Linked DNA regions of Mus musculus: regions 1 and 2 are each linked to region 3. The links are chromatin loops, found by intact Hi-C in ENCODE. Cell type or tissue: heart. All regions are shown on one strand. Links, peaks and the distances in the headings refer to the core of each region. The heading gives the core; the rest is flanking DNA.

What was found. Hi-C counts contacts between places; a loop is a spot of excess contacts. Peaks named below come from ENCODE experiments on the same cell type or tissue, not always from the same donor. Only the 100,000 strongest peaks of a DNase experiment are listed, where the experiment ranks them.
Region 1: a loop joins it to region 3, with 3 times the contacts of the local background. A loop is called at or near these places in 2 of 42 quality-filtered maps.
Region 2: a loop joins it to region 3, with 2.8 times the contacts of the local background. A loop is called at or near these places in 2 of 42 quality-filtered maps.

The regions. Positions count from the first base shown.
Region 1 is chr11:58,159,258-58,170,042 of GRCm38, forward strand. It overlaps Gemin5 (gem nuclear organelle associated protein 5), which reads right to left and starts at 9,282. Exons shown (of 28, transcript NM_172558.3): 1 at 9,031-9,282; 2 at 8,452-8,612; 3 at 6,636-6,817; 4 at 5,000-5,151; 5 at 4,537-4,656; 6 at 1,449-1,581. The coding sequence starts at 9,196. In heart, for the core only: CTCF peaks have their summits at 6,014 (motif pointing left) and 9,339; a DNase peak (open chromatin) is centred at 8,924; H3K4me3 peaks cover 1,490 bases; H3K27ac peaks cover 1,196 bases.
Region 2 is chr11:58,321,939-58,332,723 of GRCm38, forward strand. It overlaps Zfp672 (zinc finger protein 672), which reads right to left and starts at 1,427. Exons shown (of 4, transcript NM_001256516.1): 1 at 1,332-1,427; 2 at 631-791. It overlaps Sh3bp5l (SH3 binding domain protein 5 like), which reads left to right and starts at 8,769. Exons shown (of 7, transcript NM_024480.5): 1 at 8,769-8,854; 2 at 9,316-9,925. The coding sequence starts at 9,743. In heart, for the core only: a CTCF peak has its summit at 5,044 (motif pointing right); DNase peaks (open chromatin) are centred at 1,443, 8,443 and 8,753; H3K4me3 peaks cover 3,393 bases; H3K27ac peaks cover 2,893 bases.
Region 3 is chr11:58,004,187-58,014,971 of GRCm38, forward strand. Larp1 (La ribonucleoprotein domain family, member 1) reads left to right here and starts at 4,878. Exons shown (of 19, transcript NM_028451.1): 1 at 4,878-5,361. The coding sequence starts at 5,007. In heart, for the core only: no CTCF peak of the experiment used is centred there; DNase peaks (open chromatin) are centred at 4,625, 5,755 and 6,145; H3K4me3 peaks cover 3,658 bases; H3K27ac peaks cover 3,251 bases.

The sequences.
Region 1 (10,785 bases), core at 1,619-9,618, 160 kb after region 3:
GTGTAAGGGTGGTAGTGGGGGAGGGGGCTTTGCACAGCCTATAAAGACGCCTGAGGAGTCATTCTTGTTAGTAACCAGCACAGGCCTCGTGAATTTTCCCATCTATCATTTATCATGGTAAGATGGCTGGGCAAAGTGAGGCGCTTGAGAGGCTGAGGCAGGAGGATCCTGAGTTCTAGGCCAATCTGTGCCATAACTGAGGCTCTGTCTGAAAGGGAGAAAGAAAGAAAGAAAGAAAGAAAGAAAGAAAGAAAGAAAGAAAGAAAGAAAGAAAGAAAGAAAGAAAGAAAGAAAGAAAGAAAGAAAGAAAGAAAGAAAGAAAGAAAGGAAGGAAGGAAGGAAGGAAGGAAGGAAGGAAGGAAGGAAGGAAGGAAGAAAGAGGGAGGGAGGAAGACTCAGTTATTAAAAACAAAGAATTTATGAAATTCGTAGGCAAATGGATGGATCTGGAGGATATCATCCTGAGTGAGGTAACCCAATCACAAAAGAACACACATGATATGCACTCACTGATAAGTGGATATTGGCCCAGAAGCTTGGAATACCCAAGATACAATTCACAAACGACATGAAACTCAAGAAGGAGGACCATAGTGTGGATACTTCTATCCATTTTAGAAGGGGGAAACAAAACACCCATGGAAGGAGTTACAGAGACAAAATTTGGAGTAGAGACTGAAGAAATGACCATCTAGAAACTTGAGATCCATCCCATTTACAATCACCAAACTTAGACACTGTTGTGGATGCCAACAAGTGCTTGCTGACAGGAGCTGACAGGAGCCTGATATAGAGGTCTCCTGAGAGGTTCTGCTAGTGCCTCACAAATACAGAAGTGGATGCTCACAGCTATCCATTGGACTGAGCATAGGGTCCCCAATGAAGGAGCTAGAGAAAGGACCTAGGGAGCTGAAGGGGTTTGCAGCCCCATAGGAGGAACAACAATATGAACTAGCCAGTAACCACCACCCCCCCCCCCGCCCCCAAAGAGCTCCCTGGGACTAAACCACCAACCAAAAAGCACACAATGGTAGGACTCATGGCTCCATCTGCATATGCAGCAGAGGATGGCCTAGTCAGACATCAATGGGAGGAGAGGCCCTTTGTCCTATGAAGGCTCTATGCCCCAGTGTAAGGGAATGCCAGGGCCAGGATTCGGGAGTGGGTGGGTTGGGTAGCAATGAGCAGGGGGAGGGAGGAGGGGACGGAGGTTTTCAGAGGGGAAAACGGGAAAGGGGATAACAATTGAAATGTAAATAAAGAAAATATCCAATAAAAAAAAGACATTATGAAGAATTAAAAGAAAGAAAAGAAGGAAGGAAGAAAGAAAGAATAACAATGACAACATAAATCTTGGTTATTTCTGTATTTTCTGAATACACAAGCCTAGAATTTTGGATCTCAACAGGAAAACAGTATTTATTAGAAAGTATGACCCCAACACTTACCCAAAACAACTGGATACCAGCTGTGTTGGTTGGTTCTTAGGCCAATGAAGTGTCAACCAAAGCCGTTCTTTAACTGTTGGGTCCACACCCCCACTTCTTCTCTTCAGGAAGGGCAATTTCAAAACCATTACACCTGTAGATTAGAGGAAAGTCGATCTGCTCTCAGAACAGGGAAACAGTAGCATGCCCCTCCCAGCAACCCTTAATTCTATGGTTTACAAATTGTTTGGCTAATTAACAGTAAAATCTTGGGGGCTAGAGTGATGAAACTGCTTGCCATGCAAGCTTGCACACCTCAACTTAGGCCCCTAGCACCCACTGAAAAAGAAGCAGCATCCTGGTGCAGTGGGGTACACCTATCACCTCATTACAGACACAGGCAGATCCCTGGAGCTGCTGACCAGTTGCTGATCTAGCCTCATCACTGAGCAGCAAGTTCAGTTAAGACCTGTCTCACAAGACAAGACTGAGAGAAAAAACAAACATGAAGAACCAAGGAAGACATGCAACATCACCTCTACATACATGTGCACACAGAAGAAAGAACATGTCCTTTTATTATGGAGATATTACTATGATAGAGGTTAAGACCAGTCTAGCCATGTTTAGGTCAAACAAACCTTTTCAGGCTATCTTTGAGACTTGAAAAGTTGTATCTTTATCTGGGACAGGCTTAGGAGACAGATCAGCCCGTAGTAAAGTACTTGCCTTGCAAGCATTAAGATTTGATTTTGATCCTCAAGACCCATATTTGAAACCAGGCACAGTAACATGCTTGTCCAGCTGCAAGGGGGGCGAAACAGGGTTCCCTGGCTAACTCTCCAGCTTAGCTGGCTTGTCAAGTTCCAAATCTTGTCTGTAAATGGTGCCTAAGTAATGGCACCAAAGGTTATTTGGCCTGCAAAGGTTGTTTGTACATGAACATGCACACATGCTAGTAGTATCTTCGTGTGGGGATTGAGTTCCTAATTAGAATGAGACCCTAACCTGAGACTTTTCAATAACTCCAGGATAGTGGAATTCTCCTAGTTAACTCCTATTCCTAGTTCAATGGTTCTCAATCTTCCTAGTGTTGCAACTCTTTAATATAATTCCTCATGCCGTGACTCATAACCATAAAATTATTTTGTTGCTACTTCATAACTGTTATTTGGCAGTTATAAACCATAATGTAAATAACTGTTGTGTAGGGTATCTGATATGAAGCCCCTGTGAAAGGGCCACTTAACCCTCAAAAGGAAACCTTCACCAGCACTGACCCAATCATCTGTACTGCCCATCAGAACCACAAGCACAGCTTTAAAAACATACATGCCAGTAGGGTATGGTGGAGCACACCTTTAATCCCAGTACTCAGAAGGCAGATTCAGGCACATCTGATCTACCAAACAAGTTCCAGGACAGCCAAGACTTCACAGAGAAACCCTGTCTCAAACAAAACAGAGCAACACATACACGCCAGGGTCCAAGTTCAGAGATGTGATTCGGGAGATTCCAAGTGGAGTACAGAAAACCCTCAGTACCCTCAGTACTCTCAGTACCCTCAGTACTCTCAGTACCCTTAGTACTCTCAGTACCCTCAGTACTCTCAGTACCCTCAGTACTCTCCAGCAGGTCTGCTGTACAAGGAGAACATAAGGCTACTGTGGACAGCTATTGTGTTCACGGATTCTCAGGCAGGTGTCTTGGGGGGAAGAGGGATGTTTAGCCTAATTTGAAGCAAGTGATGGGCCTGGCGAGATGGCTCTGGACAAGGTGCTTGCCACACAGATGAGTCTGATCCCCAGGACTCACATAAAGGTGATGTGTGCCGTCACAGCGCTAACTAAAATTTGAAGACAATGTAACATAGCCAGCTTGTTCATGGGCTCAGTATGCACACTGAGTCTGTGTCACTGTTTTTCCATTCTTAACACTCAAGGAAAGCCCATTATTCGCATTCTTATAGTAAAGATCTTGCTCTCAGGTGATCTCTGTGAGTTTGAGGCCAGCTTGGTATACATAGCAAGATCTAGGACAGCCTTACTCTGCATGCCAGGCAAGACTCTTTCAGCAAAGCCGGGGTTCTTGCCTTCTAGAAGGCACTAGAAAACAGACACAAAGGCCAGGTGTCCAGAACAGAGAGGTCTAAACAGGTTATAAGGGACAGCAACTTTCTGGTAAGCAAGATTTTAGCTAGATGATATTCTTAGAATGAGATGAAACAAAACAAATAGATAATTCTACTGCAACAGTACAGAATTTGCCACTGAAGAGACACTGTGACAAAACAGGAAACTTGGAAAGACAATCTCAGTGAGGGATTATCTAGATTAGTTTGGCCTCTGAGTATGACTGTGGGTGACTGTCAATTTGTAAAGAGGGTCCAGCCCACTATGGGATGTATCATTTCTTGTGTAGGCAGTCCAGGCTATCCAAAAAAGCCAGCTGAGCCAGCACATGACATTCCTCCATTGGACAGTTTCTACATCAAGGTCCCACCTTGACTTCCCTTAGTGACAGACTCTAATTTAGAAGCTGAAACAACCCCCCCCCCTAGTTTCTTTTGGTCTGTGTTTTATCAGAGCAGCAGAAAGGAGCTGGAGCACAGTCTGCAGATGGGTGGTGCTGTTCATTTGGGGGGTTAGGTCCTGAGCTGCTAAGTGTAGAGAAAGCTGAGCAGAGGTGGGCAGCAATCCTCTCCTCTCTGCTCCTCACTGCAGAGGAGACAGCCCGACTCATTCTGACTCCTCTGAAGAATGGGTTGCAGAGCAGTGGAAGAGAATAGCTCGCCAGTTAGGAGGACTTGTTGCTCTCTAGCACCCACATGGTGACCAAGAACAGTTTATAACTCCAGTTCCTACAGAAGCCAGTGCCTTTTTCTGGCCTCCCTGAACACACACACACACAGCACACAGACATATGTCTATGCAAAAACATCTATATACAAAAAAGCAAATCAATTCTTAAAAAAAAAAAAAAGTAATAAAATGATGGACCAGAACCTAGAACTAAGTAAGCTGCAATCACTTAGTCCCTCCAAGGTGGGTAGTTGTGTTACCATAGCAACAGAAAAGAAAGCAGGATAACCCCTAGGCATCAACCTTACCCCGGCCGCGGGAACAGCTCCAGATTCGAATGGTCTGATCTTTGCTTCCTGTGGCTAAGTAGCAGCCTTTTGTGATGGGGGTTTCTGCTATAAGCTTCCCATTGGGAATGTCAGGTTCTTCTAGGAAAGAGACAGAGATTTTATTTTTTAAAGATATATATATATAAATGCTCTGTCTTCATGCACACTAGAAGAGGGAATCAGACCCGTAACAGATGGGTGTGAACCACCACGTGGTTGCTGGGAATTGAACTCAGGACCCGGGAAGAGCAGCTAGTAACTGCTTATTTTTAATTTACACTGGACATGCACTGTGGTTACAGAGTAACTCAGCAAAGTCAGCTCCTCCCCATTTCCTAGTTTGCTCTGCGAGGCTCAGGGTCTAAGCATAATTCAGAAGCTGCAACTCAACACTTAGTTCTTTAGGGCTGGAGAGAGCAGAGCTCTCCTTCCATCATCTTACCCGAGTTTTCCTCTTGGCTGATGGATAAGCAGTCTTCACCAGACAGAGGACACCAGGCTATGGAGTGGATCTCGTCATCGTGGCCTCGAAGTCTGTGAATAACTTCTCCCTTTTTACTGATGTCAATGATAACCACTATGCCATCTTTGTAGCTGAAAAATAAGTTAGAAACATTTCAGGAGCCTGCAGATCGACACTGCCAAGCCTCTCACCTGTCTGAGTTCTAACCCAAGCAGCACAGTATCATAGAACTTTCTTTTTTCTTCTTTTCTGCCTGCTTAGATACCGGTTCAAATCCCACATATGCTTACCCTGAGACTCTAGACTACTCTTTCTCTGGAGACTCCCTTTCCACCACGCCCCACCTCTTTTTACAGCTGTTTACAGACTTCCAAGGCAGACCCTAACTCAAAAGACAAGGCTTTCCTCCTCTTCTCTACCCACTCCTCCCAGTACCCACTAAGTTTACAGCTTGTCTGCATTGCTGCTGCCCTGAAAAGGGAAAAGATTTTAGCAATGAAAACAGTTAACTGATAAACTTTGTTTGTGACAGCTTTACACATCACAGACTGGCTGCACACCTACTATGCACCGAGGGTGATCATGAACTTCATTCACCTTCCAAGGGCTGAGATCACAGCATGAGCCAACATATTTGCTTTATACAGTACCTGGGACTGAGCACAGGCCTTTGTATGTGCTAGAGAAGCCCTCTGCCAGAGGAGCCACATCCTTAGCTCCACAAATGATACTGCTTTCCAACTACAAACTTAACAGGAACCGTTAAACTGTACCTAAGTGTCAATCTATGAATTCAGCAGAAACCCATAGACTCTAATAGCTTTTTAAAAAGTGAATTATTTTGAACACGTTTAAAAGTATCTATTGGGAGCTAGAGAGACAGTTCAGCCCTTAAGAGCACCAGCTGCTCTTCTAGAGGAACCAAAGTCCCAGTATTCACAAGGTGGCTCACAACCATCTGTCATTCCAGTCCCTGAGGATCTGGTGCCCTCTTCAGGTCTCCTAGGGCACTGCAAACACATGGTACACAAAACACATATGCAAGCAAAATAACTATACATGGTAAAAAGACAACCAACCAAAAAACCTTAAAGTATTTTATACTTAGCTTAGGAAAAATAGCTTATACCTACTCCTACCAAGTTTCTGCTTTGACTTCCTAGTGGAAGCCAATGTTTCTGCGTTATAATCTAGCATCCCTAGCCTTTCTTCATAAATGTTCCCGAGTCAGACCCAAACGATCCTGTACATCCAAAGGCTTCATAAAGGGTATCATGAAGCTGGCCTTCTTTGTCCTATTTGTGAGGTACATAAAGCAGAGTCACCTGGCACTCTACAGTTAACACCACATCCAAGGATAGTCTAAGTCAGCCAAGAGCGAAAGAAGGCACTTCTAACTTTTGAAGGGTGGCTTGAAAATTCAGTATCATAGAAAACACAGCATCATAGAAATATGGGGAGCAGAGCAAAGTCTGGAACTGGAGCTCACAGGATCATATGACACCCTGGGCTGCTGTCGTCCTCTGAGGACTGAGGCACACAGGCAAGAGGAAAGAAAAGCAGGATCATAAACTAAGCCAAACCACCAGCAGACAGCACAGTACTCGGTACTCACCCAATGGCTACTAGATTTTCGTGATGAGGTGAACACGTCAGACAGAATATGGTCCTGGGCTCTGTGAAGAGGTGCTGGCTGTCATTTCTGTTAAGCCAGTAACAGAAAACGACTCCTTTTTCATCCCCAGAGACTATTAAGTCCTTAACTGTCGGAGACCAATGCAGTGCTGATATTGTATGCTTCAAACAAAGCAAAGCCAGATGAGTCTCATTTGTGAGTGTTGGGCTGTAAACCAGCCTAATGCTACCCACATTACAGGTACTTAAGAAATATGCTATAACTACCTGTATAGCAATATAGTAAGTCTAAAGTTAAAACTTTTTGTGTGGTTTTGAGACCGTCTTACTTTGTAATTTTGGCCTGGAACTCAAGGCAATCCTTCTGCCTGTCTCCTGAGTACAAGAATTCTAGAATTGCAGCCATGCACCACCATGCCTGGGGATACTGACATGGACGTGCACAGACACACTTTTTACTCATGTGTGCAAAGCCACATGTGTGTCTATGCAGGCCAGAAGAGGTGAACGGATTCCCTGGAGCTGGTTATGAGCCAACCCACAAGGGTGATGGGAACCCGACTTGGGTTCTCTGGGACAGTAGGAGGCACTCTTAATGGATGAACCATCTCTCCAGCCCCTATATTTTCTATTTATTGTGTTGGGGAGAGCATGTGCCACAGCCGAGCATGTGGAAGGCAGAAGACTCTGTGGAGCCAGTTCTCTCTTACTTTCATGGAGATTAAACTGCTCAAGGGGCTGGAGAGACCGCTCAGTGGTTAACAACACTTGCTGCTTTTGCAGAGCTTTGGTTCCTAGCACCCACATGGTGACCAACAATCACCAGAAACTTCAGTTTTCATGTACTTCTTACCACCATAGACACCAGGCCTATAGGCGAAATACACATACACAATTCAAGTAAAGAAAACAAAATAAAACAAAGTATCAAAACTCAGGTCATCAGGCTTCCAGGACAGGCCCTTGAACCTGGAAAGCCTTCTCATCAGTTATCAGTCCGGGTATATATTTTATATGGACCTATTGGCTCTGTTAGACTTTGTAGGCCATGCTCTCAGTGGCTGTTCCTCAATTCTATTGTTATATCATCAAAGCAGCTACAGATAAGAGTTAGTGACTAAGCCGGGCGTGGTGGCACACGCCTTTAATCCCAGCACTTGGGAGGCAGAGGCAGGCGGATTTCTGAGTTCAAGGCCAGCCTGGTCTACAGAGTGAGTTCCAGGACAGCCAGGGCTACACAGAGAAACCCTGTCTCGGAAAAAAAAAAAAAAAAAAAAAAAAAAAAGAGTTAGTGACTAGGGGCTGGAGAATAGCTCAGTGGCTACTTATCAAGAGGTCCCAGGTTTGATTCCCAGAGCTCTCACGGTAGTTTTAAACGGTCTATAACGGGATCTGAATGTCCCCCTTTGGTGTGCAGGCATACATTGGAAAAACTGACACCCCCCCCCTTCTCTCTCTCTCTATATATATACATATATATATATAAAAAAGAGAATGACTATCTATCTTTTTGCCTCCACTTCCCAAGTGCTATGATTACAGGTGTGCACCACCATGTTCATTTATGCAGTTCTGGGGACTGAGCCCAGGGCTTTGAGTGTGCTAGCCAGGCACTCTACCTAGCCAAGTTACAGCTGCTACCAGAAACTCTACTTTCTAAACAAAACATGCATCTTTAAAAAAAAGTTATTTGAGAGACTTTCCAACATATCTAAGTAGCCAACAAAAATGAGTAGCATTCCTCCATATGCATGAGATCTATTAAAACAATCTGAGGCCTCAGGATGCACAATTACCTGATGGAGTGTGTGTTCTGTCACTACAGTCTTGGTCTCTACATCCCAAACCTTCACAGTTCCATCGTCTGAGCTGGTGGCACAGAGGTTGTATTGTCCAGGGTGATGAGAAAAAGTGAAACCAGATACTCTTTCAGTGTGTCCCACCAACTCTCCTACCACTGCAAGCAAAACCAGACTTGGTTAACTAAAGCACTATCCAGACAGTTAGCCTGCATGTTGCTGGACAAACAACAAGCAGATAAACAGAAGTCACTTAACACACATGGAACAGAAACATCCACAGACGAAAGACAGAAACGCTGGGTGTCATCACCACTCATCTTACAGACATCACCGTCAAGTAATTGCCCAGCGGGATCAGAGAAGGGAGAACAGCCCCCACCCCAGGGGGCGTACTAGGGGCCGGCAGGGCCTTGGCCAAGCAGGAAGGCCAGGAGCACCCTAAACGCCGGGTCTAGGCTGGGTCAGTCCCTCCAAGCGAGAGAGGCCACGTGCGCGCGCCGCCGGACCCGGCGACTTACAGAACTCCCCCAAGAGGACGGCAGGAAGGACTGCGCCGACCCGTGAGGGGCTCACCTCGAAACGGGGGCGCCCCTGGGCTCGCGCCCGCACCCGGACCCACGCGGACGAGGAAGACGGAGGTCCGCGCAGCGAAGCCAAAGATGCCTCCGGGCGCCGCGTCGCTGCAGCGTGAGCAGTACCAGTTGGGGGACGGCGGCAGCGTCCGCGGCTCCGGCTTCATCTCCGCGGCCGCCCAAGCTCAGCAGAGGAGCTCTGGGACGGTGGTTCGCAACCGCGGCGTGGAGCGGGAGGGGGCGGGATCGATTTAAACCCCGCCCCTGGAGGCGGGCGCTACGGAGCGCGTTGAGGCCCAACCCGCGCCTCTCGCTCCCGTGCGCCGCCTGGAACTAAATTCCAGGTCCTGAGGTTACATATTTTCCTTAATTAAGGATTTAGACCTGTGGAACCCGCCAACCAGCCACTGAGCACACACGCACACGCACACGCACACGCACACACACACACACACACACACGCTAAATAAATAATAAAGGCCAACACACACACACATACACACACACACACACACACACACACACACACACACGCGCTAAATAAATAATAAAGGCCAACATGATGTGAAATACCCTGTTTCTACCAACCTCAAGGTTGACTAAGAGATGAGCTAATGCGTTTGTGTGCATTTACCGCCATATATACCTGTATTTAACTAAAGCTCCTTATTTTGTCCAATCCAGCAAGGCAAGTATTATTAAGCGAGAAACATCTGGGACAGATTGGACAAGGCAGTTCAGTATCCCAATTAAGTTTTTTTTTTTTTGGGGGGGGGGGGTTCGAGACAGGGTTTCTCTGTATAGCCCTGGCTATCCTGGAACTCACTCTGTAGACCAGGCTGGCCTCGAACTCAGAAATCCGCCTGCCTTTGCCTCCCGAGTGCTGGGATTAAAGGCGTGCGCCACCATGCCTGGCAAGTTTTTGTTTGTTTGTTTGTTTGTTTGTTTTTAAATGCTACATAGCGGCGTACTTTTCCAGTTTTTGGGAGGTGTTTTAAAGACAGATGCAAGAGTGTATTTAGCTGAAATACTAAAAGAATGAATCTGAGCTCTGGCTCAGCACTCAGGCAGGAGGATTGCCATGTGCTCCAGGCTAGGCAGCCTGGGCTATAGTATGAGAGCCTGTCAAAATAAATGAAATGAGTCAGGAATCAGAAAGGACAGGAAGAGACTCTGTAGTTGGGTGGGAATTCTGATTCCTGATACTGGGGTATTCAAAGATTAAAGAGCAGAGGTTTGACATCCCGCCTCCTGCTTAATGGAGTGCCTATGCTGTGAGAACTAGTTAGTGGTGTGGAGGGAAAAAAGAATTGAACTCTGCTTACAACTCAAACCCAAGCAACTTGTTCAGATTCGACTGTACTTCTGTACTGCTGTTAGCCCTTCCTGAATGTGGCATATGGAAACTTGCAATGGCTATCATTAATAGAGAGCCCTTACCTATGCTAGCATAGCCTAAGGGCACTAAATTCAGGGTTACCAGACTCCACATTGATCACTAGTTTTGCCAGGAGCACACAAACGCATTAGCTCGTCTCTTAGTCTTTATTATTTATTTAGTGTGTGTGTGTGTGCTCATATTTCACAATGTGTGTGTATGGAGGTCAGAGGTCAAGGAGTTGGTGCTCTCTTTCCATGATATGGGGCCTAGAGACTGACTGACTTCAGCTTGTCAGCTGGACCATCTCGATAACACCCCATCCCGTTGGCTTTTTTTTTTTTTTTTTTTTTTTTTTAGACAGGATCTCACTATATA
Region 2 (10,785 bases), core at 1,229-9,228, 320 kb after region 3:
TGTGACTGAAGCTCCAGGGGACCTGTTGCTTTCTTCTGACCTCCATGGTTGAGTGCACTCAGACACATGCCCAAACACATATACATAGATAAATCTTAAACCCAAACCAGGCCTCCCACCTCTTTTGTTGGCAGAGTTTTCTCATCTGCTACCTGTACTGTAGGTCATACTTTCTTTGGGGATGAGGTATCATGTAGCTTCAAGTTGTCCTCAATCTTGCTACCTGAATTATGGAGGCTAATAACATGATACAGGAATTTGTTCCTTAAGATTTTGTTTATAAAAACAAAGCACAACACCCTAAAGGCTCTCCCAAAGATCACCTTCCTGTGTACCCAGTCTCATCTCACAGCACCCCGGCACAGTAGTGCAAGCATCCGAGGCAGAGGCGGGAAGTCTGGTAGGGGTGATACATTTATTTTGGATATCTTTATTTTTAATCACCTTAACAGTCATTTACCTCTCATCTCTTTAACAGACTTTTGTACCATCAGGTAAAGCTTTTGGAAGACATTAACTTAAACCACTAACCTCCACTAACCTGAAAGCTAAGACTATAATTACATAGCATCTAAAACTTATAGCAATTTCCCCCCAATTCTGCTGTAGCCTGCATACATCTCACATTACCTTTGGGGAGCTTCGTTTTATGTTGACAAACCTGCTTAGAGGATCCAGAAAGGCAAGCATCCAATTCCTAGTTCTTCCATGACTAATTGTGTGACCTTGAGGACTTAAGTTGCCTGTACCTGCAGCCTGGGATAACTCAATACAGGAAACCATAACAGTTTCTATGAAGAGAGAAAGGTCAAAGCAGTCATAAACCTGAGAACTGAAGTTGTGCGGTACTTGCGATTTACTCTGCAGGACCGCTCTTACTTAGGCAGAGCCTGACTGAGGCAGGGGCATAACTTACTGGCCGACTTCTAGCACACTACAGCCTGCCAGGTCTTTCTGGCTTTTTCGCTCCGCCCCAGGAATCCTTTCCCACCGCGATGGCACGCACACCCCGGCCTGCCTTAACCACAGGCGGGCGCCGGCGCCCCAGTGACGCGAGCCTGCGGGGCGCTGAGGCAAGACACACGCTTCCTCGGGTCTCCTGAAGCTGTCACTACCGGCCACAGGCTGTCATCGCCCCTTGGCCCGCTCCGTCAGGCGGGCAACTTCCCCGGTGTGAGGCTGGACAGCACCGCCGGCCTGGAGCAACCTGCGCAGGCGCGTTGGCCCGCCGCCCTCCGGTCCAGGTCCCTCGACCCGGTATTGAGAGGAGACGGCAGCGGCCGAGGGCCGCGGCCCCGCCCGCCCTGCCTTGAGGCCCTCAGCCCTCTCACCAGTCTTCGGAGGGCCGCTCCGAGCCGCGTTCACCTCAAAGCGTTGCGGACAGCGCTGGCCTCAGGGCGCGGAGGAAGGGGCGGGCGCAGTGCAGGGCGGGGCCAGGAGACAGCACGCTGATTGGCCCACTCTGTCCGCAGGGTTACTGGGGCATCTAGCCCGCGCAAGCGCACTATTGACCTGCCCTGGCAGAGGGCGGAGTTGACATGGTGTGCCCACAGTGTCACAGGGCAGGTTTAGCTAACCTGTCTCTCCGTTCGGGTGTCCACGCGTGGGCCCTTCTGCTACTGAGAGCAAAGGGCTGTGAGCCCAGTGCCACCTTGAGCTGAGTCAGGGCCGTATAGACCACTCGAGGGAGACCAGTAGCACCCATCCGTCGCCATGTTAATGTATTTCTAAACTGCGAGGCCAGACCAGATGCTCACTGTCTTGATTAATCTTCCCCATAGATTAATGACCTGTCCAGCATTGCCAGGGACGGCGGTAGTCCTGTTCTGCTGACCAGATGCCTTCCGGTGTGAATGGAGACGGCTCCCAACCTTTCAGAGCAAGGGCTTCTAACCAGCGCTTGCAGCATAGAACGCCCAACTCAAAACCGTAAACCTGCTGGGGATGTAGCTCAATTGACAGATTGCTGGACGAGCCGAGACCCAGAGTTTATTTACAAGTACCACACGAAACAGATCGGTGGGACGCAGACTCGCTGGACGCAGTGGGAGCAGGAATTCAGCCAGCATAGACCCTGAGTCCGTGTTGGTTAGTTTTGTCTATTTGAAAGGATATCAAAACACCTGAGAATACAGTCTCAACGAGAATTATATGGGTTGAGTTGACCCATGGTTAACATTTTCATGATTGGGTTAAGTGAGGTGGAAGGCCCACTCCGAATGTGGGAGGTACCATGTCATGGATTAGGTTCTGCACTGTTCTGAGTGTTGGGAGGCGACAGAGAGCAAGCGTCAAGCACCCATTAGCTCTTTGTTCATGACTATGGGATGTGGAGCAAGCACCTGTACTGCTGCTGAGACTCCTCTATAGTAATGGACTATCACCTAGAGTTGGAAGCTAAAATAGTCTTGCTTCATTTAGTTGCTCTGTCAGGGTGTTTTACTAAAGCAACAGACATGAAACTACCTGTCAAGACCATTATTGAAATAAAAGAGTAACATTAAAAAAAAGTTTGTGTATGACTTAATTTTGTAAGATATATAAATATATTTAATCATTTGACTTTATAATACATACTGGGAACTGATAGTATCTTCAAGTTACCTTTTAAAAATTTACATCACAATATCAGCCCCCTCCTCCCAGTACCCTTTGCACGAAGATCCTCCTCCCATCCCCCTTCCCTTCTGAGTGACTTATTTTGTAACAACTTCACAGTTGTTTACTTTTTAGATGACAACAGACTGAAATGTCACACAAATATATTTGTATATACACATAGGTTCAGCTTTATGGTGGTTTCCAGGGTGTTATCTTCTAGGTGCAGACAGTGAAACTGGCATGGCCAGATGTTACAGATGGTTCTGGTCATGAGTAAAAGACAGCGATTACTGAGCTGCTAACCTGTCATTTGCAGAGCAGGTAGGCTTTGTTTTGAGAGAGGGTCTCACTATGTAGCCCTGGCTGGCCTGGAATTTAGTATGTTCACTTCAAATTCAGAGATCCACTTGCCTCTGCCTCCCCGTGTCAGGACTAAAGGTGTGACCATCATGCTCTGCAATTAAGATAGGCATTATCTGATGATTGAAGGCATTTCCACACCTCAATCCAAATCCACACATTGCCTGCTGGGTTTTAGGCCCTCCATGTTGCACACGCAGATGAGATATGGAAGGATCCAAACCTTGCTTTCTATTTTCCTGTCAATTTTCATCATAAAAGTAAATATAACTCCTTGTCTATTATTTTTATCCTATCATGGCTTCTAGCCTCAAAAGAAAACCTAGCCTCAGCCGGGCAGTGGTGGCGCACACCTTTAATCCCAACACTTGGGAGGCAGAGGCAGGTGGATCTCTGAGTTCGAGGCCAGCCTGGTCTACAGAGTGAGTTCCAGGACAGCCAGGGCTATACAGAGAAACCCTGTCTCGGAAAAAACCAAAACAAACAAACACAGCCTCAGGACTGTAAAGATATCTTAGTGGGGAGAGGCTCTTGTGTACAGACCTCACAGCCTGAGTTTGATTCCCAGCTCTCACAAGGTACCAGCAGAAAATCCTCTAAGAGTTGTCCTCCGATCTTCACATGTGCATGTGCACTAGAGCACACACATACACACAGCAAAATAAATAAAAATTAAACTGAACTCCAGAGACAAATTACATATTTAGTGAAAAGCAGACAGCTGACTACATTTTTGTTAAGGCACTCTGCTTAATTTGCAGGGAATTCATGCAAGATTTCTAAGACTTATGGCTTGAAAGGCATTAAACACATCGACAAATCTGGTGCTCAAGGATTGTGTTGTAAGGAAAAACAGAAATGGAAAACTCTGTTTTGTACACCTTCCTTGTCTCTTTCAGTCACTACATCACCTGCCAATTCTCAAATGGAACGCACAGAGCTAAACTCTGACATTCAAGTAAAGAAAAATTTGATGGTGTCTGACTCATAGGTCCTATCCTAGAGATACTTATTTTTCAACTTATGATCACACCTCAATCATGACAGCAGCTACATTTGAGCAACTATTTTCAAGAATGAAGCATAGTTAAGAGTAAAATTAGAACCCAGATCTTGTGAGCACCTGAGAACTGAAATTGCTCATTTAACCAGATATTTATGCATCGGGCCTATCCCACTTAGCTTTGTTGCCTTCTTTAATTTTTAAATAATAAAAATAATGCTGCTTTAATTATTAGTGACTATAAACCTGGGACCTGCCCAGTGATTTTAAAAGACACTCTGAACATGGTACTGCCTAATTAAAATTATTCAAAACCTTTTTTGCTTATATATGTAAGCAGATATCATCAAAATGATACATAAACACCCATCTCTCTCTCTTTCTCTCTTTTTTTTCTTTTTGGTTTTCCGAGACAGGGTTTCTCTGTGTAGCCCTGGCTGTCCTGGAACTCACTCTGTAGACCAGGCTGGCCCTCTTACTCAGAAATCCGCCTGCCTCTGCCTCCCGAGTGCTGGGATTAAAGGCGTGCGCCACCACCACCTGGCTGGGTGTGGCCAACTTAAAGGTGCGAAACACTTATCCCAACAGAAAGACTGATGTTTCATTTTAGCCTTTTGTAGGTAAACTAACTATGAAGAGGTATCAGTAAATTAAACATAGGCAAGCTACATGGATTTGGTATAGTACAAAGATATAACATGCTGGAAAGGTATTTAAAGATCAACATTTTTGAAAACAAATTTTACTAGTTCAAGATAGGTCTTAGTTTTTAAGGATGAAATTAATAAGATAGTAATATCAGGAAAAACAAATGTAAATGCCAAACTAAGGTAATTGCCAGTGCTTACCAAGGGTAAGCAGGAGGGGCACAGCAGTTCTAGGCCTGCAGTACAGCGAAACCACCTCAAAACGGCCCAGCCTGCTCCTGCTCTTCCTCCAGAGTCCTTTTTTCTGCCTCTGGCCTGACACAGCTTTGCTCTCTGTCTTTAATGCTTTTACAAGTTAATTTTTTAATAATTAAAAAAAAAAGTATGCATATATGTATGTGCTCCACATGCAGGCAGTGCCTGAGGCGACCAGAAGAGGGAGATGGATCCCTTAGAACTGGAGATACAGATGGCTGTGTGCTGGAAATTGAAGTTGGGTCCTCTCAAATAACAAATCAGGTTGTTGCAGGCTTGTATAGCAACTCCTCTATCCACTGAGCCTCTTACCCCTCTCACCCAGATCTTTGTTTTCATCTTTTATTTTCCTTACAACATACACTGAACTATCTTCATTAAAAACTAGGTTTTGTTTTTGTTTTTGTTTTGGTTGTTTTGTTTTAGTGGTTTTGCTCAGTCTTTTAATCCAAGCACTCGAGGGTAGAGAGAGGTGGTCTCGAGTTCCAGGACAGCCAGAGCTATACATTGAAAGCCTGTCTCAAAAAAAAGCAAATAAAATAGATTAGTAATAAGTAAGTTTTGGGGGGATTGGAGAAAAGGCTTAATGGAAAGAGTACTTGCTTTTGCAGAGAACCTAGATTTGATACTTAGCACCCACATGATGGTTTACAACATCCATAACTCTAATTCTAGAAGACTCTATGTCTCCCTTTAACCTCTAAGAGCACCAGACATGCATGTGGTACACATACATACAAGCAGGCAAAACACTCATACATGAACAAATCTAAAAATAAGAATTCTAAAACTAAAACTTCCAGTTTTTGCAGCCCAACAGTCTGGACTCAGAACCTACTAGGACCTTGCACATACAGACAAGTTCTGAACTGTATTTGCACACTCCATTTTAAATTTTTACTTCTTTCTCTGTTTTGGAGACGTTATCACACAGTTGCCTAGTGTGACACTCTTCCTGCCTTAGTCTCCCTAAGTGATGGGATGACAGGTGTGTCCCACTGCCCTTGTTCTTTGTTTTTAGTCAGTGTGTATGTGCATGTGTGCTGACTCACAGCCGTCAGTCCGCTCCTTCCAACTCTTGGGTTCTAGCGATCTAACTCAGGCTGTCTGAGTTGGCAGATGGTGCCTTTTAACTGTTGAATGATCTCCTCGGTCTATACCTTTTTATATTGCACTTCTGAAGGTGTGTGTGTATTGGGAGAAGGGGTTGGATCAAGGGCCTCAGGCATGCTAAGCAAACCCCCATCGGTGTACTAAATCCCCAGGCTTTAAGCAGTTACTCACAGGGTTAGAATGGAAGGGGAGAACTAGGAACTGAGGACCTCTTGGTTCCTAATGTTTCCATCCAAAACCCTGTACTAAGAGGTAACTAAATCCTCGCAGGGTTTCTAGCACCAGTGGTCTTGTTCCTAGGAGGACCAGGTCCCCGTGCTTCATGGAAACAACTGTCTGAGAAAGTTCAACACTGCCAGGAGAAAGCACTAGATATTCTGAGCAACTCCTGGGATTAACAGAGTCCCAACTTCCTTTTCTTAGAGCACTTCCTAAAAGGGGCCTACAAACTTGTCTCCTTCCTTTATCCCTTTAAGGTAGTGCATGCATTTCTTACTCTTTAGGAGAACCCTTCTCAGGAAGCCAAGAGCCAAACATCTTGCTATGCAGTCATTAGGAAAGACAGGGCCTTCATGCCCTACCTAGTCTTGGAGAAACATTCTTTGGTCTAACTTTGGTCAGGCGCCTGAACCTTTTTCTAGGCCTATCCAAACACTATCTTGTAAAACCTAGTTTTAATGAAGGACTTTGTGAAGGGAGTTTACCAAGACCACCCCTCTGCCAATTCTGTATGCCAGGCTCCCAATTATAGACACAAGCCTTCCAGGATTGTCTTCAGCAAGAACCCAGTTAGGTTGGCTTAGCCAGACCCCTTTACCCTTTTTTTCCCTCGAATCACATTCTCATCCACTAACCCTCAAAACTGATCTTTGGTTACAAATTTCCCCCTTGTTCATCTCTAGTTGGAGTCCTATTTCTCCCCCACTGTACTGGCTCCTATATCTAGCTGTACAATCCTTTATACCAGTTCTTAACCTGTAGGTTGTGACCTCTTTGGGGGAGGGTCACATATTATACCTGATACCATACTTGAATATCAGATATTTACATTATAATTCATAACAGTCGCAAAATTACAGTTATGGAGGAGAAACAAAATAATTTTACAGTTGGGGGACAGCACTTTAAAGGGTCGCAGGACTAGGAAGGTTGAGAACCACTGTTTACACGGCCTTCCTTATCGTTCTTTGACAAGCCACAGAATACTTTTTAGTGTAACTGCTAACTAGACACAAACTGGACTTACAGCATAGACAGTTGAAGCCTGTTCCCCTGGCACTGCCTCCCTGGCATAGCTGTAGCCATTTTGCTTCTCGCCTGCCAGTATGAGTGCCATCTCATACTGCTGCCACTGAAATTAGACTGACTGCTGACCCAGAGAATAGTCTGGCTCAGACCGTGGTCATGTTGACCATATATCCCGGTATGTTCAGAGGTTTGTTACCATGTTTTGAGGACTGTTCTTCTTGCAAACTCCCCAATTGCAGACTTCACTCAGAGCTAAGCAAGATAGAAGTCAACTTGAACTGTTATGTCTAAATTATTTAAACACACACACACACAACTTGGAAAAAGGCCAATAACCCTACAAGCCCTCCCCGCAATTGCTTGTGAGTTCATTATGGGTTTCTGCCTATATAAACTGACCCTGAAACGAAGTTCATGATAGTAGCATTCAGTTCCAGAGTCTAAGCTATGTCTACCGACCGTGGGGTGTGCATTCAATACACTATCCCTGTCTGACTGAGATTGATATTCCTGTGGTTTGTGGGGCGACTCCTGGACCCTAACAGGGACCAGCTCTGGAATTCCTTTCACTTCAGACTGTGGAACCCCGTCCTCCTCCATTCTCATGCCTCTAGAAACACCTAAAGACTCCTTCACAGATAGGAAGGCAGCTCTTGACTAAACAGACTCTTTACCGATTTACTAAACACGGGCTATGTTCAACAGAACCCAATGGGAAGAGAATTGGGCCCGGATACGTGTTTCATCTCCAGAAAAAAAGCCTGGGGCCCCGAGGCCGTCAGACATTTGTACCACGCAAGCATCCATCCTGCATCCCATCCATGGCTTCGGTCCGTCTTGCAAGCCACACATAGCACTGGTATCCAGACCACCCATGAACGAAGCAGGGAGCTCACTGGGCTAAGTTCGAGCCTCCTCCTCCCACTCTAGGAAAGTGAGCTAACAGTGAGATCCTCTGCATTCACGCGGTAGCCGGCGTCCCGTGAGGCCGGCTACTTAGCGGGAGAGATGGCGCCCGCTGCAGGTGTCGGGAGAGGTTCACCCACCTGTCTCGACCTAGAGTCCGCCGGATTCACTGAACCGAGAAAAAAGAAAAGAAAAGGAAAAAAAAAATCACTTTTGAAAAACGACTTCGTTTTTGTTAGCAATACCCAGATAGGAGCTAGCCGAAACCGGAAGTTGCATCACCTCCGGTCGCGCCAGGCAGTGACAGTCCTTAGCCCCGCCTCTGTTCCTAAAGCAACGATGGCCGCTCCCGCGTACGACACTATTGCTAGCATTTCTCGAATTGGGAGGGACTATCGATTTTCATCACCTGCTGTAGTTTTCCTCAGCAACTCTTACTCATGCATTCATTTTATTTAGGCTTGGTTGGCGGGTGAACTGGGAGCTAGGAAAGGCGACGTCGGATGTAGAGTAGCGCCATCTTGTACGGACCCTGAACGTTTAGCACGCCGAGCGTGAGCTTACATCGGGCAATACTTGTCAGAGAGGAAAAAAAAAAATAGCGTTTTTACGCGATGGCGTATTTCCGTTTCCTCTCTGCCAGGGCGTTTTTGGTTGGACGGTCTTGTTGCGGAGGGAGGGGGAAGATTGTTTGCTCCGTAGACGCTCCCCGTAAAGCAAGGTAAACTGAGGTAAAGCCGGGAAGGGGCATTTTTTTTTTCGCCTGGTTACATGGGATGGCTGGGACTCAGACGCTGGGTCCGCGGAAGAGTATGCGCTTGGAGCCTGGAGGCTCAGATGGCCCCCAGGGCTGGAGAGGCAAGGTTGGGGGATAGAAGGTGAATTGCAAAGCCGGACCGAGGGGGACGGGCTTGGTAGAAAAAGGGTGTGGAGGAGAGAGGGTGGGGCTCAGAGGGAAGTTTGGAAGGGGAGGGACTGTGGAGGGAACAGGGACGCGAGCAGAGTCGGACCTAAAGTCCTTGAGGCCGGAGGAAAGAAGTTGAGGTGGGGGACTGGTCGGATCTCGGGAGTGTGTGTTGGGAAACCAGTGGTATCTTGGGGAGACCCAGGACGCGGAGGAGGCTGCTGGCCAAGGTTCTGATGCTGACATCCTATGTAACTTGACCTTTGTGTCTCCTGCAGCTCCCCAGAGGCGCATCTCCCACCCTCTGCTTGGACTTAGCTTTCTCTCCATCTGCCACCACAGCCTGGAGGCGCTTGCCTCCACCCTCCCGAATGGTGCTCCTCTTCCCAGGCGTCGGCCCAGGATCCAGGCCCCCTTTGCTCCTTGAGTTGGAGCTGTTGCCGCTGGGGTCTCTTGGTGGGCTCCCCGTGGTGAGGTGTGAAGAACTTTTGCACAGACGAAGCTTTAGTTATAAGGACCTCCTCAGCAGTTCGAAGCTCAGCCTCTAACTGAACGCGAGGCCCATCTGTGCTGCTTCTCTTCGGCCTTTGAGAAGAGAAAGCCCTATTCTGTTCCATCCAAAGTCCAGGAAGCCTCAAACTGGGGCCCTGCTCCCAGCATGCCAGCCCTCTCTTGTGCATAGGGCTTTGCCCTCTTCCAGCCAGCATGGCTGATCTCAAAAAGGCTGCAGGGGGCCGGGAGACTCCGCAGGGGGAACTTCGGTCAGAGGTGGTAGAGGATGAGGGCCCTAGGAGCCCGGTCGCAGAGGAGCCTGGAGGAAGTGGAAGCAACAGCAGTGAGACCAAATTGTCCCCTAGAGAGGAGGAGGAACTGGATCCTAGGATACAGGTGAGAAGGCTGATGGAGGAGGTCAGAAGTCCAGAGGCCAGACTTGCTGAAGAGCTGTGGGATCAATGAGGCCTTAGACTCCTCTCTCACAGTGGGCTGGGGTGGGAAAGGGAAGCAGACATGTACATAAAACGTGGCGGTTCAGTGTGACAAGTGTGACAAGTGCTGATGGAGAGCAGGGACCCTGCCTGAGTGCTTGGGGCATAGAACCACTCATTGTTCTTCTTTCTGAATAAGCAAAAAGATTGCTAGCTCAGGTATCTTACATATCCTGGAGGCAAGAGGAGATGGCTGAGACTGGGAGGCAGTTTGGAGGCTGAGGAAATCTCCCCCCCCCCCCCCCCACCTTTTACCTTCTTAGATATGTCTCTCAGAATCATTTTGAGTTGTGAGACCTTTCAGGTATTTGAAAGGCACGGTAAGGTTTGAGTCTGTAAGGAAATCAACTCCCTTCCCTCCTCCCCATCCCCCTCTCTTTGAGACAGGATTCTCTTGTGTAGCCCTGGCTGTCCTGGAACTTGATTTGTAGACTAGGGTGGCCTAGAACTCCGAGATCTGCCTGCTTCTGCCTCCCTGCTCCTGGGATTAAATTAGGTGTGTGCCACCATGATCAGCAGGAAACTTTTTATATTGCAAGGATTTATCTCTGTTGTGATTGGCCTTTAATATATATTTCTGGCTCTTGGAATTGTGGGCTTACCAAAAGAATGTCAGGATAGTTTACTGTCATGGAATGTGCACAGTCTAGTTGGTAAACCAGAGAGATGGTTGTGTAAGAGACTCAGGGAACTGGTATGAGGAAGAGTGGTCATTGTGGAGGAGATGGCCTGCTAGGACAAGCTTAGTTATCTATCGTGTTT
Region 3 (10,785 bases), core at 872-8,871:
TTGCAGCTCTTTCAGAGGACGTAGGTTCAGTTCCTGGCATGTATACATACAGTGGTTCAGGGTCATTTGTAACTCTAACTCCAGGGGATCTGACATACTCTTCTGGTCCCCATGGGTACTAGAATGTACACAGCACACACATACACATAGGAAAGACAACTACATACATCAGCCATCTTAAAAAAAAATCTATCAAATAGCACACACCTTTAATCCCAGTACTTGGGAGGCAGAAGCCCATGGATTTCTGAGTTTGAGGTCAACCTGGTCTACAGAGTGAGTTTCAGGACAGCCAGAGCTACACAGAGAAACCCAGTCTCAAAAACAAAAAATAAAAACAAAATAAATAAATAAATACAAGCAATGCTCTCACAGGAGCAAGAGTGCTGTGAGCTAAGGCATGGTAGCTCTTCCTGCTCTCATACCTAGGCCTAAAATAAGATAGAGTAATGATCCTGGGCTAAGGGGCTGCCTAAAGGCTTCCACCGTTCTAGAGTAGGAGCTTGGGTTATCAGACAGTCTCCTAGTTCCCTAGTCTTCATTCTCAACTCTGTGTCAGTGCAGGAAGTTCTCAGCACCAGGAGTGAAGATACATATTTAACTACAGAAGGTACAGTGTGTACACCCACTGGGTGCTTTTACCTTTTTTTTTTTTTTTCTTCTTCTTGTTTTTTTTTTTTTTTTTTTTTTAGGTTTTTCGAGTTTTTTTCTTCTTCTTGTCATGGGCAATCTAGATTATGGATAGAAATATGTAGACAAGGTTTACCTTGAATTTCTGATCTCCCTGGCTTCACAACCTGAATGCTAAAGCTATTGGCGAGTACTAACATGCCTGGCTCTAGGAAAAAAAAAAAAAACAAACATATTAATTTTTGATCCTGTCTAGTATTTAGAAAAAAAAAATGCCTGTGTTCAGAATGTTGTAGTATGTCAGAAAGCAGAAGTCTGGGCTGGGGATATGGGCTCAGTAGTCAAGCACTGAGCCTGGAAAGTGCAAGGCCTTGAGTTTGATCCTTAACACTGCAAATAAAATAAATATCACTGGAACCATTAGCCTGAATTACTCACTGGTATCCTGGTACAGAAGGTGCTTAGCATGCAAGAAGAGACCTACATTCAGTCTTTGGCACTGGGGGAGGGGAGGTCTGAATTAAGATTCCAGCTCCAGCTCCTGTCTTACAACCCAGCTCCTTTCCCCAGCCTTCCTTGTTGGGAGTGCTACAGAGGAAGCCTGGTTACAGTACTAGCCTTCTGTATTCTAATTTTTATTCTGAGACAATGTCTTGCTATTTAGTTCCAGCTGACCTGGTACTTACTCTGTAGCCCAGGCTAGCCTCAGAGTCTCTCCAATTCTCCTGCCTCAGCATTACAGGCATGTGCTACCACACCTGTCTTGCCCTTCGTCATTTTTTTTTTTTTTTTTTTCGAGACAGGGTTTCTCTGTGTAGCCCTGGCTTTCCTGGAACTCACTTTGTAGACCAGGCTGCTGGCCTCGAACTCAGAAATCCGCCTGCCTCTGCCTCCCGAGTGCTGGGATTAAAGGCGTGCGCCACCACACCCGGCTTCGTTATCATTTTTAAAAAAGATTTATATATATATATATATATATATATATATATACACAGCATTCTGCCTGCATGTATACCTGCATGCCAAAGAGAGCACCAGGTCTCATTACAGATCGTTTTGAGCCACTATGTGGTTGCTGGGAATTGAACTCAGGACCTCTGAAAGAACAGACAGTACTCTGAACCTCTGAGCCATCTCTCCAGCCCTGTTATCATTTTTTTTTAAGGTTCTATTTTATTTTGTGTCTGAGTACTTTGCCTTCTAGTATGGTTGTGCACCATATGTGTGCCTGGTGCCCAAGGAGGATGCCAGATTCATTGGGACTGTGGTTATAGAAGGTTGTGAGCCATCTTGTGGGTGCTGGGAACCAAACTTAGGTCCTTTGAAAGAGCAGCCAGCGGTCTTAACCAGTGAACCCTCTCTCTAGCCCGATGATAATGATGAAGATTATAATGATGATGATGATGCTTATTTCAAGACAGGGTTTCTCCTTGTAGCCCTGACTGTCCTGGAACTCGCTCTATAGATCAGGTTGGCCTGATCTTAGAGAGTCCCTTGTCTCTGCCTCCAGAATGCTGGGATGAAGGGTGGCCACCACCACCGGCTTTCCAGACCTCCATTATTTGAATCTAGGAAAAGCTATTGGATTTGGTTCTGCCATGGATTGGCTTTGTGACCTTGGATGAGGAACTTTTATTTCTCTGAACTTCAGTGTCCTCATCTTCAAAAGAAGGAGATGAAATCATTATTCAGTTTACCTTCCCAGGGTTGAGTATTTCTAGTTGAGGACAGTCCTAAAAGGTTCTAAGTTCTGAGTTCCCCCTCCTGATATCCAATGCCTCTCTCTGGCCCCGGGACAGGACTCAGAGTAGCCATCTCTGAGCCCCAGTTCCCACACAGCAGGGCCTGACCACTTTTGTTGGCACCGGCACTGTGAGCTGGGTAGATGAGCCAGCTAGTTCGACATTACACAAAGCCCTGCTATGCCCGAAAGTTGTGTGAGGGTATATCTCCTCTCTATATCCAATTAGTAAGTGGCACATGACTTTAATCCCAGTACTTGGGAGGCAGAGGCAGTCGGATCTCTGTGAGTCTGAGTCTACAGAGTGAGTTCTAGAACAGGCAAGGCTACACAAAGAAACCCTGTCTCAAGGAAAGAGAGAGAGAGAGATATAAAAGAAAAAAACAAAGTATTTACCAATAACTAAAAGTGAACCCTGGTGGCAACGTGCATTGCTGTGCTCTTTGATTAAAGGGTAGACATGCCACAGTTTTAAGCTGGGGGAGGGGATCTGCCTTTAACCCCAGCACTCTTGAGGCAGAAGCAGGCAGATCTCTGTGAGTTCCAGGCCAGAGTGAGGAGTTTCAGGACAGCAAAGGCTCCCCAGAGAAACCCTGTTTCAGAAAACAACAACAATAACAAAAATACTGCTTAAATTCTCTATCTCCTTCAAACCGTATATTCCTCCGTGCTTCTCCGAGCAAGCGCTGGCTTTAGTGTGTTGTGCCTTATAATGGGGGCACTTTGGCTCTCATTGACTACTTAGGCATTAATTTTCCTCTAAGAGAGGGGCTATCAGGGAAGGCTAGAGAGCTGTCCCAGGCTTGCAGGCAAAGACTGGAGATGGAATTGAACACCAGATTGCTATGAACACTTTCCCCAGTATTCCCGGTGTCCACAATACCAGTGTCTGGTCTCTAAGAGTCTTTTCAGGAAGCCATGCCCCCCACCCAGGAGACCACCTGTTTTCTAATCCTTCTTTTGGAGAGTTCGCCAACCTTCCAGGCTGTTCGGTTCTCAGATTTCTAGATCCAGTCAGTTCCTGACACGTCTCTTATTTCCAGTATTTTGGGATCTGAGTTCAAGGAAACCTTCTCTCAGCAATTAAAGAAGCCAATCTCAGTTAAATTCATGATGTTGTAACCCTCTAATCCCAGCACTAGGGAGGCAGAGACAGGTGGGTCTCTGTGTGTCCGAAGTAAGCCTGGTTGCCTGGTCTACAGAAAGAGAGAGTTCTAGGATAATCAGAGCCCAGAACTAGACAGAAACCAAACCAAACCAAACCAACCAACCAACCAACCAATCAACCAACCAACCAACCAAAAACTCTGCTTGAAAAACAAAAAAATACCCAAACAAACCAAACGGAAAAAACAACCCAAAACAAACAAAAAGCCAATCTTGTCTACTTCATTACAGCACAGTGACTACTGCGCTGTAATGAAGTATTTGTTTCTCCTGTTTACTGTGCCTTCCCCCACCTTACAGTGTAAATTCCGGGAGGACAGGTGCTTGTTAGCCTGGTTTATTGGCAGACCTTTCTAAGAACTTTGCAGGCCCCCAGAGCATAAAGTCAGTAAACATTTATTGAACCAAATGACAGAGAAATTTGAAACCACCTGGCATAAATGGTTCCTTCATTTTACAATAGAGAAATCGAGACCCAGGAAGTGGACCTGACTACTGCTGATAACCCCTAACTAACTGCAATGGGGTCAGGGTTAAGATACAAATCTCAGAGCTTTCTGAGTCCCTCAATTAAGTGTCAGTTCAACTCTACCCTAAACAATTCTATAGAAAAAACACAAGCGACTTGAAAGAAAAGCCATTTCCTGCCTATAAAACACTGGGTTTCGAGGGCCTGCATAGCGTGGGTACTACTGGGAATTCTGTTCTCTTTCCGAGGCGCTCGCTGCCCCTGTGGGGAAAGAACTCCCTTGGACCCATTACCAGTGCTCTGGCCAGGCTGCAGCTGGGCCAAGGTCATCGGAGTGGGGCCAGAAGCCACGCACAGGGGGCGGCCAAAGAACCCCTCTGCATCACTAGCCAAGTCTGGGCTGACATAGTAAAAGACCCCAACGCGGAGCCCCGAGAAACACTTGTCACCAGCGTTAGCAGGCCGGGCCGGCCGCGTGGCCAGGTCCCATGTGCTCCACCTGCGACCGTTCTGGGGCGCTGGCCCTTTAAGGCTCCTCCCCCACCCCCGCCCTCCGAAGTTGCATCAGGCACGTGCTCGCCCCCGTCCACTTGCCGCGCCACAGGAATGGTCTCCAGGGGGCGGGGCCGGGGCGGGACCTTCCGCCCTGCGCGCGCGCGCCCGTCGCCGCGCCGTCCCCGCCCCTCGCGCGCCGCGTCGCGAGGCGCGCGCCCGCCCGCCGCCCGCCGCGGATCGCGTGGTCTGGCTCGGCTCTCCGCGCCGCTCCCCCCCTGGCCGTCCGCACCACTGCAGCCCCCCGAGCCGCCCCGGGCCGGGGGCGGGGGGACGCAGGCGGCGGACCGAGGTCCGCCAGGCCGGCTAGGCGCGCCGGAGCCTTCTGCCCGGCGCGCCACTCAGCGTCAGCCCGTCCGCGCCGCTCCGCGTCCGCGCGGCCCGGGCTCCGGCGCCCCGCCAGCGGCCTCGAGCGGGGCCCGCGGCGCGCCCGGCCCCTCCGCGCAGATGGCCACTCAAGTGGAGCCGCTGCTGCCGGCGGGCGCCCCGCTGCTGCAGGCCGAGGAGCACGGCCTGGCGAGGAAGAAGCCGGCGCCCGACGCCCAGGCCGAGTCGGGCCCGGGTGACGGCGGCGGAGAGCCCGACGGCGGCGTCCGCAGGCCGCGGCCCGCCTGCGCCAGGCCTGGCCGCGACGGCGCGGAGCGCGAGAGCCCGCGGCCACCCGCAGCTGCGGAAGCCCCAGCGGGGAGCGACGGCGAGGACGGCGGCCGGCGTGACTTCGTGGAGGCACCGCCGCCCAAGGTGAACCCGTGGACGAAGCACGCGCCGCCGCCGGCCGCGGTGAACGGACAGCCGCCTCCAGGTGGGTCTGCGCGGCGCGGCACTGGCCCGCGCAGTGACGCGGGCGTTTCCCTCGGAGCGGGGCTACCGGGGCCGCAGCGGTTGGTGGCAACGGCATGCCTCGGGCCTAGCTTGGCGGACTGGGCCGGGCGGGGCCGCTCGTGTGCCCTGTGCTCCCTATGCGTCTCGGCGCCTCGAGAGTGCGTGTTCAGAGAACATGTGTCATGGCTCCGAGCTGGGCCTGGCTTTGAACTTTGCAACTTTGCGCTTCGGGGAGCCGGGTGAAGCGTGGGGAGCGCGGGCCCCTGCGTGCCCGGGAGCCGGTTGCGGCCCGCGGCGACGCGAGGGGCGTGTGTGGCGGCGAGGGAGTGGCCGCGCCGGTGCGGGGCGGGCGGGTGACAGTTGGGCGCCATGCGCCGTGCCAGGACTGTTCGCAGCGCTCGCCGGCCGGAGCTGCGCGCGGGGCTCCCCTCCCCCGCTGAGTCCGGGTGGGAGGTGGCTCGGGAATCCTAGCCGGGCGCGATCGGCGTGGGCATCTAGTGGCGCACCACTCGGGCACAGCCTCCGCTTGGGTACTCCTGGGTGTTTGATAGTGAGCATGGCCCTTGAGTTTGATCGTCGGAGTCCTGGTACTTTTAACTTTAAAAAATGAAAAAAAAAAAAAAAACCAAAACCAAAAACTTGCTATGGAGCTTAGGTGTGGTTGCCTAACCTAAGCTGGGCACCGAGGAAGTCGGAGCTAGCCGCTTTCAGGTTCCAGAGTGCTGGAAAGTGTAGGCCTAGCCCTGGGGGAAACCAGCACGTTGGTTGCCCTTTCGATTTCTCTTAGGGTTGCTTCATAAGGAAGAGGGCACATGGGGTTGGGGGTGTTGTAGTACCAGAGTTTCCCTCTTCTTCTCCTTCCCTTCCCGAATCCTCTTATGCAAGGGGCAGTACTGAAACCTCCATTTTCTTTCATATCCTCGTTTTCCACCCACAGAGTGGAGGAATCAACTTTAAGACGCTCTTTGGTCCTGCCCCTCTTTAAATTCAGAGGTATAATCATCCTCTCGAGCCGCGCTCCTCAGAAGTTTAAATGAGGCTGTTCGCTCAGTTCGCCGCACTTAGCTACTGGTGAACCTGCCTTGTGGGTTTTAAATCAGCTGTGACAATCAGGCAGGATTGGGTGCCTGAGCTGGCATTTTGTGTAAAGCCATGGGCCCTTGATAGCTTGCGTCATTGGAGCTATTGATCGTGGGAAGAAGACAGTTTGGCTGGCATCTCAACTTTTCCTCAGGATAAAGCCAAACTCAATTTAAGTGACCAAAGCACACATTTTAGGTATACTATATCTGTTCTGTTCCAGTGGGGTTTTTTGGTTGTTTTTTGTTTTGGTTTGTTTGTTTTGTTTCTTTTGTAATCTTACCAGTTGGTTTTGATAGAATCTTTGGAGTAGTTTTTTGACAGACTTACCAGAACTAATCCAATAGCTTCTGAATTTAAGCTTGTTAAGACCTTGGTGCTTTTTAAAGTGAATTCTGTGATTGGGTTGTCTGTCTGGCAAGGCTAGGTGGTGGTGGCCTTATTGCCTCAGCCAAAGGGATCGGTAGGTCCCTTTTCAGCTCTGATTTTATCTTCAGCCAGGACATCTTTAAATGAATGTGCCACCAGTGGAGTGGTTGTGTGGTCTTGGGATTTTTATGTTCTGTGATGCATGTGTTTTTGGGAGTGTACAGAAATGAGTGTCTCATAAGCAAGCTAAGCTTTCCAAAGCTTGCTGCAAATGCCTATTTTTAGCCTTCTTTTGGCTCAGATGCTGGTGTTTAAGTATTTGAGGGACACTAGCAGTAACTAGTAATAAAGTATGTTTTACCCTCTCTTCCTTCCATGTGGCATTTCCTATCTTGTTTAACCTCTAAGTCCTAGGTTTGTATTGGGGAGAGGGGAAAGTGAGGGCATAGTCTTAGTGTAGCCTGGAACTTAGCTTGGAACGGAATCAAGGCTGGTCCTAAACTCCTGATTCTCCTACCTCTGCCTTCCCTATACCTGGTTTTAACCCCTCCCCACCTCCACCTCTGTGTGTTTGTTGTTCCTTAGTTCCAGTTTCATTCTTTCTTTTCTTTATACATACATTATGTACCTACTGCAGTTTCCCCTTCATTTTCCCCCCAACTCCAACCCACCCCCGTTTTAGATTTATGGGTTTTTTTGTTTTTGTTTTTTTCTGTTTTTTTGAGACAGGGTTTCTCTGTAACCCTGGCTGTCCTGTAGACCACGCTGGCTTCGAACTCAGAAGTCCGCCTGCCTCTGCCTCCCAAGTACGGGGATTAAAGGCGTGCACCACCACTGCCCTGCTAGGTTTATGGTTTTAAGTTTTGGGATTTGTCCTTTTGGACACCCTCCTGAACAGTATTTTTTCCATTCTTTCCCCTTATTCCAGCCACACCCCCTCTCAATCTTGAGTGCCCAAGTGGGAAGAGATGCATAGATTTTTGGGGTCAGTCTGCACGTGCTGTATCGCTGTCTCTTGTTAGCTGAGTCCCACCCTCCTCATTTGAACAACAGGGAATAGTTTATGATGTGCATGCCTCTCAGGATAGTGGTGACCCTTCACTGTGATAACAACATTTCTCAGCCTTCCTAATGCAGTGACCCTTTAAATATAATTCCTCAGTCCTGGTGACCCACCCCCCAGCCATAAAATTATTTTTGGTTTTTTGAGACAGGGTTTCTCTGTATAGCCCCGGCTGTCCTGGAACTAACTCTGTAGACCATGCTGGCCTTGAAATCCACCTGCCTCTGCCTCCCAAGTGCTGGGATTAAAGGCATGTGCCACCACTACCCGGCACAAAATTATTTTTGTTGCTACTTCATAACTAGCTTTGCTACTGCTGTGAATCATGATGTAAATATGTTTTCTGGTGGTCTCTGGTGAATCCTGTGAAAGAGCTTAAGAACTGTTGGTTCAGTGCCTAAGAGATTATGGGACCTTCAGAAACTTTTATGTGGGTCTTTTTTTTTTTTTTTTAACTTGTAAAAGAAGGCAGAGAATGAACATCTTTTATTTTTTGTGTTCAGTTTAGCACCCCACAAGAAATAGTTTGCTTTAAAGTTGACCTTTGAACTGGGTATGGTGGTTCACACCTATGAATCCTGCAGAAGAGTGGTCATGGCAGAAGGATGACTGAGAAATCAGGGCTTGGAGATACTTCTTTAAAAAACCAAACAACTAAGCAAACAAAACCCCCCACCCTTTTATGCACCCTTACAATAAAAATTCACATAAAACAATTACTTTTGGGAGTGGAGAGAGGGTTCAGTGGTTAAGAGCATCGATTGCTCTTCCAGTGGTCCCAGCAACCACATGGTGGCTCACAACCATCTGTAATGGGATCTGATGCCCTCTTCTGGTGTGTGTGAAGAGAGCTACAGTGCACTCACATACATTAAATAAATAAATCTTTTTTAAAAAGTTACTTTTGATTGGCCATGGATGGAAAGCATATTCATGGTGCATGGACAGATGGACAGTTGCCATCATCTTGTATCTATTTTTATGTGTGGCATGTGGAAGTGAGAGGACAGTCATTCATTCATTCATTCATTCATTCATTCAATTTTTTTGTGGTAGAGTTTCTCTGGGTAGCAGCTCTGCCTGTCTTAGAACTCTATAGACCACAGGCCTTGAATTCATAGATCCACCTGTCTCTGCCTCCCCAGTGCTGGGATCAAAGGTGTGTGCTACCACTGCCCAGCTCTGCCAGGACATTTTACAAGCATCTGTTCTCTCCTTCCATCATACATGGGCCCTGTGAACTGAATTCAGGTTGTCAGGGTAGGTGGCAAGTGCTTTACAAAACAAAAACAAAAACAAAAAACAAAACAAAAACAAAAAAACCCTGCTGAGCCATTTTACCAAACCTTGGTATCAACACATCTCTCCCCCTACTCTCTGAGTAACTGCCCTGGAACTCAGTTTGTAGACCAGGTTGGCCTCAAACTCAGAGATCTGCCTACCTCTGCCTCCCAGAGTGCTGGGATTAAAGGTGTGCTCCACTACACCTGGCTGTAACTAACAGCTTTAACTGTAGGTCAGTCACTCAAAGAAATAACTGTGTTTTTTTTCGTTTGTTTTTGTTTTTTCTTTCTTTTTTTGTTTTTTGTTTTTGTTTTTGTTTTGTTTTTTTCGAGACAGGGTTTCTCTTTATAGCCTCAGCTGTCCTGGAACTCACTTTGTAGACCAGGCTGGCCTCCAACTCAGAAATCCGCCTGCCTCTGCCTCCCACGGTTTTTGTTTTTTCAAGTTAGGGACGGGTTCACTGTGTAGCTCAGACTCTTGGAACTCACTTTGTAGATTAGGCTGGCCTTGAACTAAGAGACTCACCCCACCTTCCTGAGTGCTGGGAAAACAGGGTACACCACCATTGCCTAGATGAAATGACTACTTTTGCTTTGTTTGGAATGTGGTATAATGATGGTGAGACCTTCATGCTTTTGCTGTCTGAAGCTGAGAATAGAGGCATGCCCGCCATCCACTTCTAGCAATGATGATTTTTTTAAAGCAATTGAAAAATAATTTAATATCTTTATGTACATTGGTGCTTTGTATATATATGTACGTCTGTGTAAAGGAGTTGGACTCTCTGGAACCGGAGTTAGAGGCAGTTGTAAGCTGTTGTGTGGGTACTGGGAATTTCATGAACCTGGGTTCTCTGGAAGAGCACTCAGTGCTCTTAACCACAGAGCCATCAGTATCTGCCTCTCACTGGGTATATTGAGGAAGCTTGTGCCTCAGTTGGGATAGAATCTTTGAGAGTGCTTCATTTCTGTTTGTGTGAGTTTCTTTGAAACAGCTGATAATTGTAGCCCGGGTTACAAAGCCAGCTAACTGATGGTGTCCTGGGACCCTGTTCTGGTCTGCCCCTGCTGCTATGGTAATTGGTCATCACTAGGGCCTCTCAATGCCATTAGGTCTTCAAACTTCTGGGTCTGGAAACTGGGTTTACACTTTTGTCCCTAGCTAAGTTTCTGAGTTGCTGGGTAATCTTGGAACTGTGTACCTCTCTGAGCTACTACTAATTTACTCCTTGAAAGACAAATAAATAATGGCAGTGGGTTTGGAGTGTTGTGAGAATTGAAGGTGGTAAATGTTTACAAAGCTCTTAGTACATGTGTCAGACACAGTGGGAGCCCTTAAATATTGCCTGTAGTAAACATTTTAAAATTATTTTTGTGGGGCCAGTGAAATGGCTCAGAAGATGAAGGCACCTGGTACTTTCTAACCCTGAAGATCTGAGTTAGATCTTCAGGACCCACGTGGTTGATAACTTCAAGTTGTACTTTGACCATACACACAGAAATAAAAAGTAGTATTACTTATGTAATAAATAATTCTTGTGTCTAAACCCCACTCAATCCCACTGACAGGCATGGGTCTATCTGACTTATTTTTTCATTTGCAGGGAAT